2 separate regions of the Homo sapiens genome follow, and region 2 is linked to region 1. A link is a loop called in an ENCODE intact Hi-C map of the cell type or tissue named here. Cell type or tissue: HCT116. All regions are shown on one strand. Each heading gives the region's core, and the rest is flanking DNA. Links, peaks and the distances in the headings are about the cores only.

Region 1 (5,376 bases), core at 289-5,288:
GGCACATGTATACCTATGTAACAAAACTCCACATTCTGCACATGTATCCCAGAACTTAAAGTATAATAAAATAAATAAATATATAATAAATAAATAAATAAATAAAAAGCAAGACTCAATGATCTGTTGCCTATAAGAAACATGTTTCACCCATACAGATACACATAGGCCGAAAATAAAGGGATGGAAAAAGATATTCTATGCTAATGGAAACCAAAAAAGAGCAGGAGTAGCTATACTTGTGTCAGACAAAATAGATTACAAGACAAAACTTTTGGCCAGGTGCAGTGGCTCATGTTTATAATTCCAGAACTTTCAGAGGCCTAGATGGGCAGATTGCTTGAGCCCAGGAGTTTGAGACCAGCCTGGGCAACATGGCAAAACCTCATCTCTATTTAAAATAGAAAAACCACTCAGGTATGGTGGTGCATGCCTGTAGTCCCAGCTAGTCAGGAGGCTGAGGTGGGAGGATCACTTGAGCCTGAGAAACAGAGGTTTCAGTGAGCCAAGATCACACCGGTGCACTCCAGCCTGGGTGAAAGAGCAAGACCCTGTCTCAAAAAAAATTAACTTTTTGTTGTTTTTATTCATCTTATTGTACTGACTATGTCTTGAAAAGTTGGTTTTTACTATATTTGTTTATCATTTAATCTTTCTATTTAAGATAAGAGTAGTTTACACGGCACAGTTACAGTGCTATACTATTCTGTGTTTTTCTGTGTACTTTCTATTGCCAATGAGATTTGTACCTTCAGATTATTTTTTCTCATTCATTAATGTCTTTATTTCTGATTGAAGTACTGCCTTTCACATCTCTTGTAGGACTGGTCTGGCGTTTATGAAATCCCTGTTTCTGTATGTCTCGGAAAGTCTTATTTCTCCTTCATGTTTGAAGGATTTTTCACCTGATATACTATTCTAGGGTGGGTGTTTTTTTCCTTCAGCACTTTAAATATGTCATGCCAGCTCTCTCCTGGCCTGTAAGGTTGAAATGTCTGCTGCCACACTTATTGGGATTCCATTGCATATTATTTTTTTCTTTTCTTTTGCTGCTTTTGGGAGCTTTTCTTTAACCTTGAGCTTTGGAAATTTGATTATTACGTGCCTTGAAGTAGTCTTCTTTAGGTTAAATCTGCTTTGTGTTCTATAACCTTCTTGTAATTGGATATTGATTTCTTTCTCTGGGTTTGGGATGTTCTCTGTTATTATCCCTTTGAATAAACTTTTTACCCCTATCTCTTTCTCTAGCTCCTCTTTGTCCAATTTCCACTCTGTGCCTTTTAAGTGGAACATTTAGACCATTTACATTCAACGTTAATATTTATATGTGAGGTTTTTAATCCTGTTGTGATGTTGTTAGCTGGTTTCTTTGTAGTCCCGATTTGTGTAGTTGCTTTATAAGGTCTGTGAACTATGTATAATACTTAAGTGTGCTTTTGTGGTAGCAGGCATCATTCTTTCATTTCCATATTTAAAACTCTCTTAGGATATCTCGTAATGCTAGTCTAGTGGTAAAAAATAAGGTCCTTTAACAATTGCTTGCCTGGAAAATATTTTATTTCTTCTTTGTTTATGAAGCTTAGTTTGGGAAGACATCAAATTCCTGGTTGGACTTCCTTTTATTTGAGAATACTGAAAATAAGTACTCAATCTCTTCTCATTTGTAAGGTTTCTGCTGAGAAGTCCATTGTTAGCCTAATGGGGTTCCCTTGTAAGTGATCTGACATTTTTCTCTAGGTGTCGTTTAACATTTTTTCTTTAGTATTGACTTTGGATACTCTGGTGACTATGTGCCTTGGTGACATTTGTCTTGTATAGTATCTTGCAGGTGTTCTCCAGGTTTATTGTGTTTGGATGTCTACCTCTCTAACAAGATTAGGAAAACATTTTTGAATTATTCCTTCAAATAAGTTTTCCAGCTGTTTACTTTTTCTTCTTCTCTCAGGAATTCCAATCTTTTGTAGATTTGGTTGCTTAACATAATCCTATGTTTCTAAAAAATTTTACTCATTTTTAAACAATTCTTTATTTCTGTGTGACTGAGTTAGTTAGAAATATTGGTCTTCATGCTCTGAAATTCTTCCTTGTGCTTGATCTAGTCTGTTGATAGAGATTTCAATAGTATTTTGAAATTCTGTAAGTGAGTTTTTCAATTTCTGAAGATCTGATAAGTTTTAAAAAGATGCTTATCTCTTCCTTCATTTTCTGGATTGCTTTAGTAGTTTCCTTGCGTCGATTTTCAGCCTTGTCTTGGATCTCGTTGAGCTGCCTTGCAATCCATGCTTTGAATTCTCTGTCATTTCTGAGCTTCCTTTTTTGTTAGGGTCCATTGGTGGAGAGCTAGTGTAATCTTTTGGTGGTGTCACAACATTCAGATTTTTCATGGTGCTGGAATTCTTACACTGTTTCCTTCTTATCTGGAGAGGCTAGCACTTCTAATTTTTGTAATTAATTTAATGTGGAAAGAATTTTTTTTCTTTGCCTTTCTCCCCCACCCCATCTCTAGCAGGGTATAGCTACAGAGTATGTTGAGTAGGGCCTTCTGGCTTTGCTTCTGTAACCCTATGCACTTCTGTTGGCAGGTTTTACACTGGGCTGTGATATTTGATCTACAGGCCAGTAGATGGCGCTTAAGGGTAATTGTCAGCTGCGGCACAAGCAGAGGAGTATGTAACTGATCTTTGTTTACTGTGAAGTTCTCTCTATTGTCTCAGGAGGTGGGCTGGGCAGTGGAGAGCCCCCTACCCTAAGCTTTCCTGTTCTTGGAGGGTAGCTGGAGCCCCTAGCTTGCCTAAGAAGGCCCCAGTAGTGAGTGCAGGCACCAGCCCTGATGACAGTGGGTGGGTGGCTCCCGGTGAAATGCGCTGAGGTGTCTTTGGGGTGAGGAGGTTAGGGGGCTGTACTGGCTCCCCATCCTACATAGGCAGGAACATGATCTGTTTGCCTATCACACCCCTGTTCTGGGCGGGGTTGGTGACTCCTAGTTCAGACACACATAGCCAATCTCTGGACCCCTACGTGGTTGAGAGCCACAGGAAACTGTTTTGTGAGTCTCCGTGGGAGTGGTTTGGGGGCAAAACTTTGTAACTCAGCCCAATAGAGATAGCTTTGTGGCTCCTCTGTTTTCTGATGTGGTAGCACTGCTGCTTCATGTGAAGGGTGGGGCGGGGAGAGCTCCACCCCAAACCCTTACATGGTTGGTTATGGTGGTGTCCGCTGATTGGGTCCACCTGACCTCGGCCCCGGTGGAAGTTATCGGGTGGCAGCAGAGTTGGAATGGGATAGGTAGTTCCCCGTTTCCAGGACCCCAGACGGCCTGCTGGGACAGTGTATATGAGTCCGGAATGGGCTGGACCAGGGTCAGGCTAGCCCAGACTTCAGGTACGGGCTGTGATGACGAGGAGTGGGCTAGTCTCCCGGGTCGGTCACCGCTGAACTCTCAGGTGAGGGCAGGCAGAGCACTTGGGCGGTGGAATCCCAAGGAAGATCAAAAGCTTGGGGGGTTGGGTTTTCAGAAGGGCTCTGGGCTGCAGCTGAAAATGTTTACATGGGGCAGGGTGGCTGTGCTGTGGGTCTTTCACCGGGGAGGGCAGGACCCCTCAGCTGGGGCAGTGGGGACGGGGCACTCTTGCACTTCCCTCCCACGCAAGCAATGCTGGATTTCACTGCTGCGGGCACACAAAGGTGCAAAGCCTCCTCTTCCCACGCTGGCCTGGGGGTGGTAGGGATGGAGCCAAAAAGCTTGTTGCTGGCCTCAGGGAATTGGGCTCTCAAAGGAACCGAGCCATGGCCATAATTTCAGGAAGGGGCAGGAAGGCCGTTGTGGGCCGGAAGCCAGCGAGCCCGATTTGGCAGGGGACAGCAGACGCGGGGAGTCCTCGGTTACACAGTCTCCTCCTTCTTATCTCAGCTGAGACATCAGTGCTGAAGGCACAGGAAGGTGTCCAGCCTCCTTGTTCCCTCCCAGACCCGGGGGCAACAGGGGTGGAGGGGGAGGCAAAGGCAACAGAGATCGAAAAGGGCCTGTCAGCTACCTCAATGAGTCCTGCACGCAGAGGAACACCAAGTCTCCACCGCGGTGTTCGGGCAGGAATGGGGCGGGTGCACTGGGTGCCAGAAGGTGGTGAGCCTCATAGTGTATGCAGAGAGTTGCCCGGTGTGTGCAGTCTGTCCATTGTTCCTCCGTATCTTGGCTGTGACATCCATGCTGGAGGTACACACAAATGTGTCCAGTCTTCTTGTTCCCTCCTTGGCCTGAGGGCAGCAAAAGCGGAGGCAGCGGCAGTGGCGACTGTGGAGGGCTTGTCAGTTACCTCTGGGGAACTTGATCCCCATTACAAGCCATTACGAGCCACAGTGTTCAGGCGGGGTCAGGGCAGCTGTGCTAGGAGCCCAGGCCTGGGACCCTGTCTGGTGAGGAGCAGTGGGGATGGAGATGTTGTGCAGTGTGCAGTTTGGCCTCTCCTCAGCACCACAGCTGCACCACAACCTAGGGTTGTGCAGAAGAGGCTGGTCCCACTTGTTGGCAGGGCTGCATGGGGATCAAAGGCCCAGGGGTTCCACGTGGGCTTGAGTGTGCCTCTGCATAGACCCTCTGTAGGTCTGGAGGCCTACACAGTGGGGTGGGGGTTGGTCAAGGGACTCTCCCATACCCTGAATTGCAAAGACCTAAGTGTAGATTCCCCAGGGACTCTTTCTCTGCCTTAGGGAGCTTCTCCCTGCTCCAGCTCTGCCTCTCTCTCTGTTCTCTGTGGGTCCCATCACTTCCTTGAAGAAAATCCTAGCATGATCTCAGCCTATTCACTTGTAGAGTTAGTATTTACTCACTACTTTGTGTTCCTCTCTGAGAGAGAGGCAGGCACTAGCTGCTTCTACTCAGTCATCTTGAACCGGAACCTGATACTCTTCTTTTTTTTCTTTTGAGGCAGGGTCTTGCTCTGTAACCCAGGCTGGAGTGCAGTGGTGTGACCTCAGCTCACTGCAGCCTCAACTTCCCAGGCTCAAATGATCTTCCCACCCCAGCCTCCTGAGTAGCTGAGACTACAGGCACACATCACCATCCCCAGCTAATTTTTGTATTTGTTGTAGAGACAAGGTCTCCCTACGTTGCCCAGGCTGGGCTCATGTTTCCCAGGCTGGGCTGCAACTCCTGGGCTCAAGCGATTCACCCACCTCAGCCTCCCAAGTTGCTGGGATTACAGGGAGGGGCCGATACTCTTTTTCTGATAAATGACTCAGTCTTTTTGTGTGGCTGCCAATGGAATCTGTTTTTACATTCCGACAAGTATATTTTGGGTTATGTCCCAGTGTTGACTACTCAGTGTTAAGCTTCTCAGACACACGGTAGGCCTCTATGATATATAGATTCAGGTGCTC
Region 2 (5,376 bases), core at 121-5,120, 140 kb before region 1:
TTCCCCATTGAAGCTTCAGATATGGTTAACTTGGTCTTGCTGGTTTTTCAAAATGGCAGGCACAATACATCTGTGGGGTCAAAATGGTGGGGGAAGGGGGCAGGTCAAGAATTTGCAACTTTATGGGCCTCTACCCTAACCCAGAGCATCAGGGAAAGTATCTCAGCAGAGGTGACACCTGAGCTGAGTTTTACAGTCTGCACAGAGGTGGATCCAAGCAAAGAAAGAGGGGCGAAGTGTTCTGGCCATAGAAACCTGTTTGAGCAAGGCTTCATCCCCAAGCCTTGGTGTCTCTGATCCTGCATGTGTCTGCTGTCTCCTCTCCTCCTCAGGGACTCTGTAAGCTCGGCTCTGCAGGTGGCACAGACTACGGTCTCAGGCAGTTTGCGGAAGGGTCGACAGAAAAACTGGCCAAACAGTGTCGCAAGTAAGGGGGCTGTGTTTCCCAGGCCCTCCATCTCCTCATGCGCCTTCCGGGCAAGAGTCTCTGGGGTGTGCTCTAGTGGAGTGTGAAAGGGACCTCACCCCTGGTTCACCACCCTGAAATCGCTTCACCCTCTTGACCTAGCCCTGGGCCCCTTCCCATGTGTGCTCCCTCCTCACTTCCAGGTGGCTGTGCAATATGTCCATAGACACTCGGACCCGACGCTGGGCAGTGGAGGGCCTGGCCTACCTCACGCTGGACGCTGATGTGAAGGACGACTTTGTCCAGGACGTCCCTGCCCTGCAGGCCATGTTTGAGCTGGCCAAGGCAGGTGTCGGGGAGTCTGGCCCGACCACAAACCTCAGGAAAGGTCTGCTGGGTCCAGACCCACAGGGAATGGATCCCAGTCTTCCTCCTGGCTCTACTCCTTACCCCTGTATAAACATGATTGGTTATTTCCCCCTTTCTGGCCCTCATTTTACCTGATTGTAAAATGGACTCCCGACTCCCAATGCCTTCCAGAGATGGGAAGATGCACAGGAGGGCAGTTTGTTTTCCTGGGGCCCTCAGGAGGTGAGGTCTTGAAGGACCTGAGGCAGCTAAAAAAAAAAAAAAAAAAAAAAAAAGCAGGGCATCGTAGCACGTGCCTGTAATTCCAGCACTTCAGGAGGCTGAGGCGGGCGGATGGCTTGAGCTCTGGGGTTCAGGACCAGCCTAGGCAACATGGTGAAACCCCAACTCTACAAAAAATACAAAAATTAGCTGGGCGTGGTGGCACATACCTGTAATCCCAGCTACTCGGGAGGCTGAGGTGGGAGGATTGCTTGAGCCTTGGGAGATCGAGGCTGCAGTGAGCTAGAATTCCAGCTCTGCACTCCAGCCTGGGTGACAGAGAGAGACCTTGCCTCAAGAAAATAAATAAATAAAAGAGGCTGTGCCTGGCCTTTCTGGGAACCTGCCCTCCCTCCCAGGCCCCCCCAGACTCCTTTCCTCATCTGCTGGGCCAACTCCCTGGCCCTTTTCTACCAGTAAATGGAGGAAGCATGGGAGAGATTTTCACCAGGACCGGAAAATGTCCAGCTCCCACCCCATCTCCAGTTGGATGGGAAAGTGTTAGACTGGGCTTGTGGAAGAGGCGCAAAGCGAGGATCTTTGTGGGACAGCTCCTATTCATACTGTCAGAGCTACTGTGGAGGGTGCAGGAGACACTGCTGCCTGCCTTTATGGGGAGAACCGTTCCTCTCCTGCGCTGCTGTCTTTCCTCAGAATGGGCCCTACCAGCTGCACTCCTCCGACACCAACCTGCCGGCCACGTGAGGGAGCATCCTGGAAGCAGAGGTTTGTCCTAAAGTTTCCTTTCTGCTTTCCCTCTCCCCAACCCTGTGCCTTCCAGACCAGTGACAAGACCATCCTGTACTCGGTGGCCACCACCCTGGTGAACTGCACCAACAGCTACGATGTCAAGGAGGTCATCCCAGAGCTTGTCCAGCTCGCCAAGTTCTCCAAGCAGCATGTGCCCGAGGAACACCCCAAGGTAGGGTCAGGCGCGACCCGGGAGGGGTCTGGTCTGTGCCACTAGGCCTCCAAAGGAGGCGGAACGGCAAAAGGAGTGGTGTCAGGAGTGGCACGGTGTGTGTTTGGGTGGTTGGGGGTAAGATACACATACATTGAATATGTTAATGGTAAACTTTCCCACCAGATGGTGCTCATGCTTTTTCTTTGTTTTTATTTTCTATTTTGAAAAAAATCCAACAATTTATAGTCTGAGAAAACAAACAGAGCCATGATGGACACTTTGCAATTTGTGTTGTTGATTTTATGGATAAAAGACAGTTTTATTTCATGTCTCCAACAGATAACAATTTGATTTTCTCAGATTTCTGGATTTTGTGACATGGGTGCTAAGTAGGAATCATGAGAGGAGAGGCATGGTCAGCATTAGCCCAGAAGTCACAGATCCCCTGGAACCCTCTCCAACAATTCCCTGCACATGAAGATATGATTTGTGTGTGATTTGTTTAAGAATATATGCAAGATATTGCCAGCCAATAAAATCATTTAGATTTTTTTAATGATCAAAGTAATATAATCATGCTGCAAAACGAGTTAAAATGTGGGGAAAAGAAAATAACCACTCATGATTACGTCATCTCCACATGACTGCTGTTGGCATTTTGATGTTATGTTACCTACCAGAGGCTTTTTTTCTATGTATCTTTTTTCCTTTCACAGTTATAATTAGAATATATTTATCATTTTGTGCCCAATTTTGGAAAAATATGTTTTTCACATTGCCATCTCATTCTCTGAATCATTTTTATTTTATTTATTTATTTTTTGAGACAGAGTCTTGCTCTGTCACCCAGGCTGGAGTGCAGTGGTGAGATCTCGGCTCAATGCAACCTCTGCCTCCCAGGTTCAAGTGATTCTCCTGCCTCAGTCTCTCAAGTAGCTGGAATTCCAGGCATGCACCACCATGCCCGGCTAATTTTGTGTTTTCAGTAGAAACAGGGTTTCACCATATTGGTCAGGCTGGTCTCAAACTCCTGACCTCAAGTGACCCACCCACCTCGGCCTCCTAAAGCGTTGGGAATCCAGGCATGAGCCACCACACCTGGCCTCTGAATCATTTTTGAAAGCTGCATGATGTTTCATCCAGGCAAGGGTGCAGAGCATGTGCTGTGGCTGTGAAGTTCCAGTGTGGCTTCCAGGGCTTGCCCAGGGTTGTCAGCCCCTTCCCCACCACTCCTCACTCTGAGGATTATCTGTAGGGACTCTTTAACCCTGGGTTGACTTTGGGTTTCCAGCAAACCCAATCCATTGTTATGGCGGCTTCATCCACTGTGTCCTTTCCTGCCTATACCCTCTCTCTACCTCCACTCCCACCTCAGCCTTCTCCAAGAAAAACAATATACGCATCATTTAGTCTTTTGGATTATCCGTCTTTTATTTCATTCCTCTGTGAATGAGAGAATCTTTGGGACTGGTTTTCTACGGTATCAGCTCCTCAGGCTCTGTCTTGGGATTAGGTAAGGCAAGGAAGAAGAGAGGAGAGACAATCACACACGACAGCAAGGCGTGCTGTATACCCCTTGGCAGTTGCTTGGGAAGAGGGAATCTGGAGAAGTGTCTTAGTTTCCTATTGTTTCTAGAACACATTGCCACACGCACTGTGGCCTAAAACGCAATTTTTATACTTTTTTTTTTTTTTTTTTTGAGACTGAGTCTCCCTCTGTCGCCCAGGCGGAGTGCAGTGGTGCAATCTTGGCTCACTGCAACCTCCGCCTCTTGGGCTCAAGCAATTCTCCTGCTTCAGCCTCCTGAGTAGCTGGGATTATAGACACGCTCCACCATGCCCAGCTAATTTTTGTATTTTTAGTAGAGACGGGGTTTCGCCATGTTGCCCAGGCTGGTCTCGAACTCCTGGGCTCAAGTGGTCCACCCACCTCAGCCTCCCAAAGTGCTGGAATTACAGGCGGGAGCCACCACGCCTGGCCCGGTTTTAAAAATCTTATAGTTCTGGAGGTCAAGAGTCCTAAAATGAGTCTCACTCGGCTAAAGTCAAGGTGTTAGCAGGGCTGGTTTCTTTGGGAGGCTCTAAGGGAGAATCATTTTGTTGCCTTTTTCAGCTTCTAGAGGCCACCTACATGCTTTGGCTGGTGACCTTGAACCACTCTGACCTCACTTCCATTCCATTGTTACATCTCCTAGTACTAACTCTGATCTTCCTGCCTCCCTCTTATAAAGATCCTGGTGATTATATTGGGCCCACACAGAAATCTAGGCTTACCCCCTCATCTCAAAATCCTTAACTTAATCGTGTCTGCAAAATCCCTTTTGCCATGTAAGGTCCCACGTTCACAGGTTCCAGAGATTAGGCCATGGATTTTTTTTTTTTTTTTTATACAGAGTCTCGCTGTGTCGCCCAGGCTGGAGTGCAGTGGTGCGATCTCGGCTCACTGCAAGCTCTGCCCCCGGGTTCATGCCATTCTCCTGCCTCAGCCTCCTGAGCAGCTGGGACTACAGGTGCCCGCCACCACGCCTGGCTCATTTTTTGTATTTTCAGTAGAGACAGGGTTTTACCGTGTTAGCCAGGATGGTCTTGATCTCCTAACCTCGTGGTCCGCCCGCCTCAGCCTCCCAAAGTGCTGGGATTACAGGCATGAGCCACTGTGCCTGGCCAGGCCATGGACATCTTTGGAGGCCATTATTCAACCAACCCCAAGAATTCAGAAATGCACCATCTTTGGTTCCAATACCGATTGGCCTGGCACCCAGGACCCTCCCACATTGCCATCTTTTCATCTCCTCAGGACAAGAAGGACTTTATAGACATGCGGGTGAAGCGGCTTCTGAAGGCGGGTGTCATCTCTGCCCTGGCTTGCATGGTGAAAGCAGATAGTGCCATCCTCACTGACCAGACCAAGGAGCTGCTGGCCAGGTGGGGCTGCAGTGGGCCAAGGCTTGGAACTAGGGCTGGGGGCCGAGGGTCCTGGAGTGCAGCACACTGGGCAGGGAGATAGAAATGGTGGGGGCCTAAATGAGGAGATAAACTATTGGGAAAGCCTGGAGAAAGGTCTGAGGGGATCAGCTTTGAAAAGTGACATGGGACCAGGGGTGGTGGCTCATGCCTGTAATCCCAGGGCTTTGGGAGGCCCAGGTGGGAGGATTGCTTGAGCCCAGGAATTCAAGACTAGCTTGGGAAACATATTGAGACCCCATCTGTACAAAAAAATTTTAAATTAGCCTGGCACGGTGGTGTGCACCTGTACTGCCAGCTACTTGGGAGGCTGAGGCAGGAGGATCACTTAAGCCCAGGAATTCAGGGCTGCAGTGAATGATGATGGTGCTACTGCACTCCAGCCTGGGTAACAGAGCAAGATCCTGTCTCTATACAAAAGAGAAATAAAGAAAGAGAGAAAGAGAGAGAGAGAGAGAAAGGAAGGGATGGC

What was found. Peaks named below come from ENCODE experiments on the same cell type or tissue, not always from the same donor. Only the 100,000 strongest peaks of a DNase experiment are listed, where the experiment ranks them.
Region 2: a loop joins it to region 1, with 2.2 times the contacts of the local background. A loop is called at or near these places in 27 of 110 quality-filtered maps.

Annotation. Positions count from the first base shown.
Region 1 is chr17:35,310,264-35,315,639 of GRCh38, forward strand. No RefSeq gene overlaps it. Among named protein-coding and RNA genes, the nearest start is that of SLFN11, 61 kb to the right of the region's middle. RefSeq lists enhancers at 1,424-1,925, 3,104-3,763, 4,425-5,083. In HCT116, for the core only: CTCF peaks have their summits at 2,604 (motif pointing right) and 2,804; a DNase peak (open chromatin) is centred at 2,628; H3K27me3 peaks cover 856 bases.
Region 2 is chr17:35,169,505-35,174,880 of GRCh38, forward strand. UNC45B (unc-45 myosin chaperone B) reads left to right here. Exons shown (of 20, transcript NM_001267052.2): 11 at 333-427; 12 at 610-751; 13 at 1,818-1,958; 14 at 4,738-4,865. Among named protein-coding and RNA genes, the nearest start is that of SLC35G3, 22 kb to the right of the region's middle. In HCT116, for the core only: a CTCF peak has its summit at 2,103 (motif pointing right); no DNase peak of the experiment used is centred there.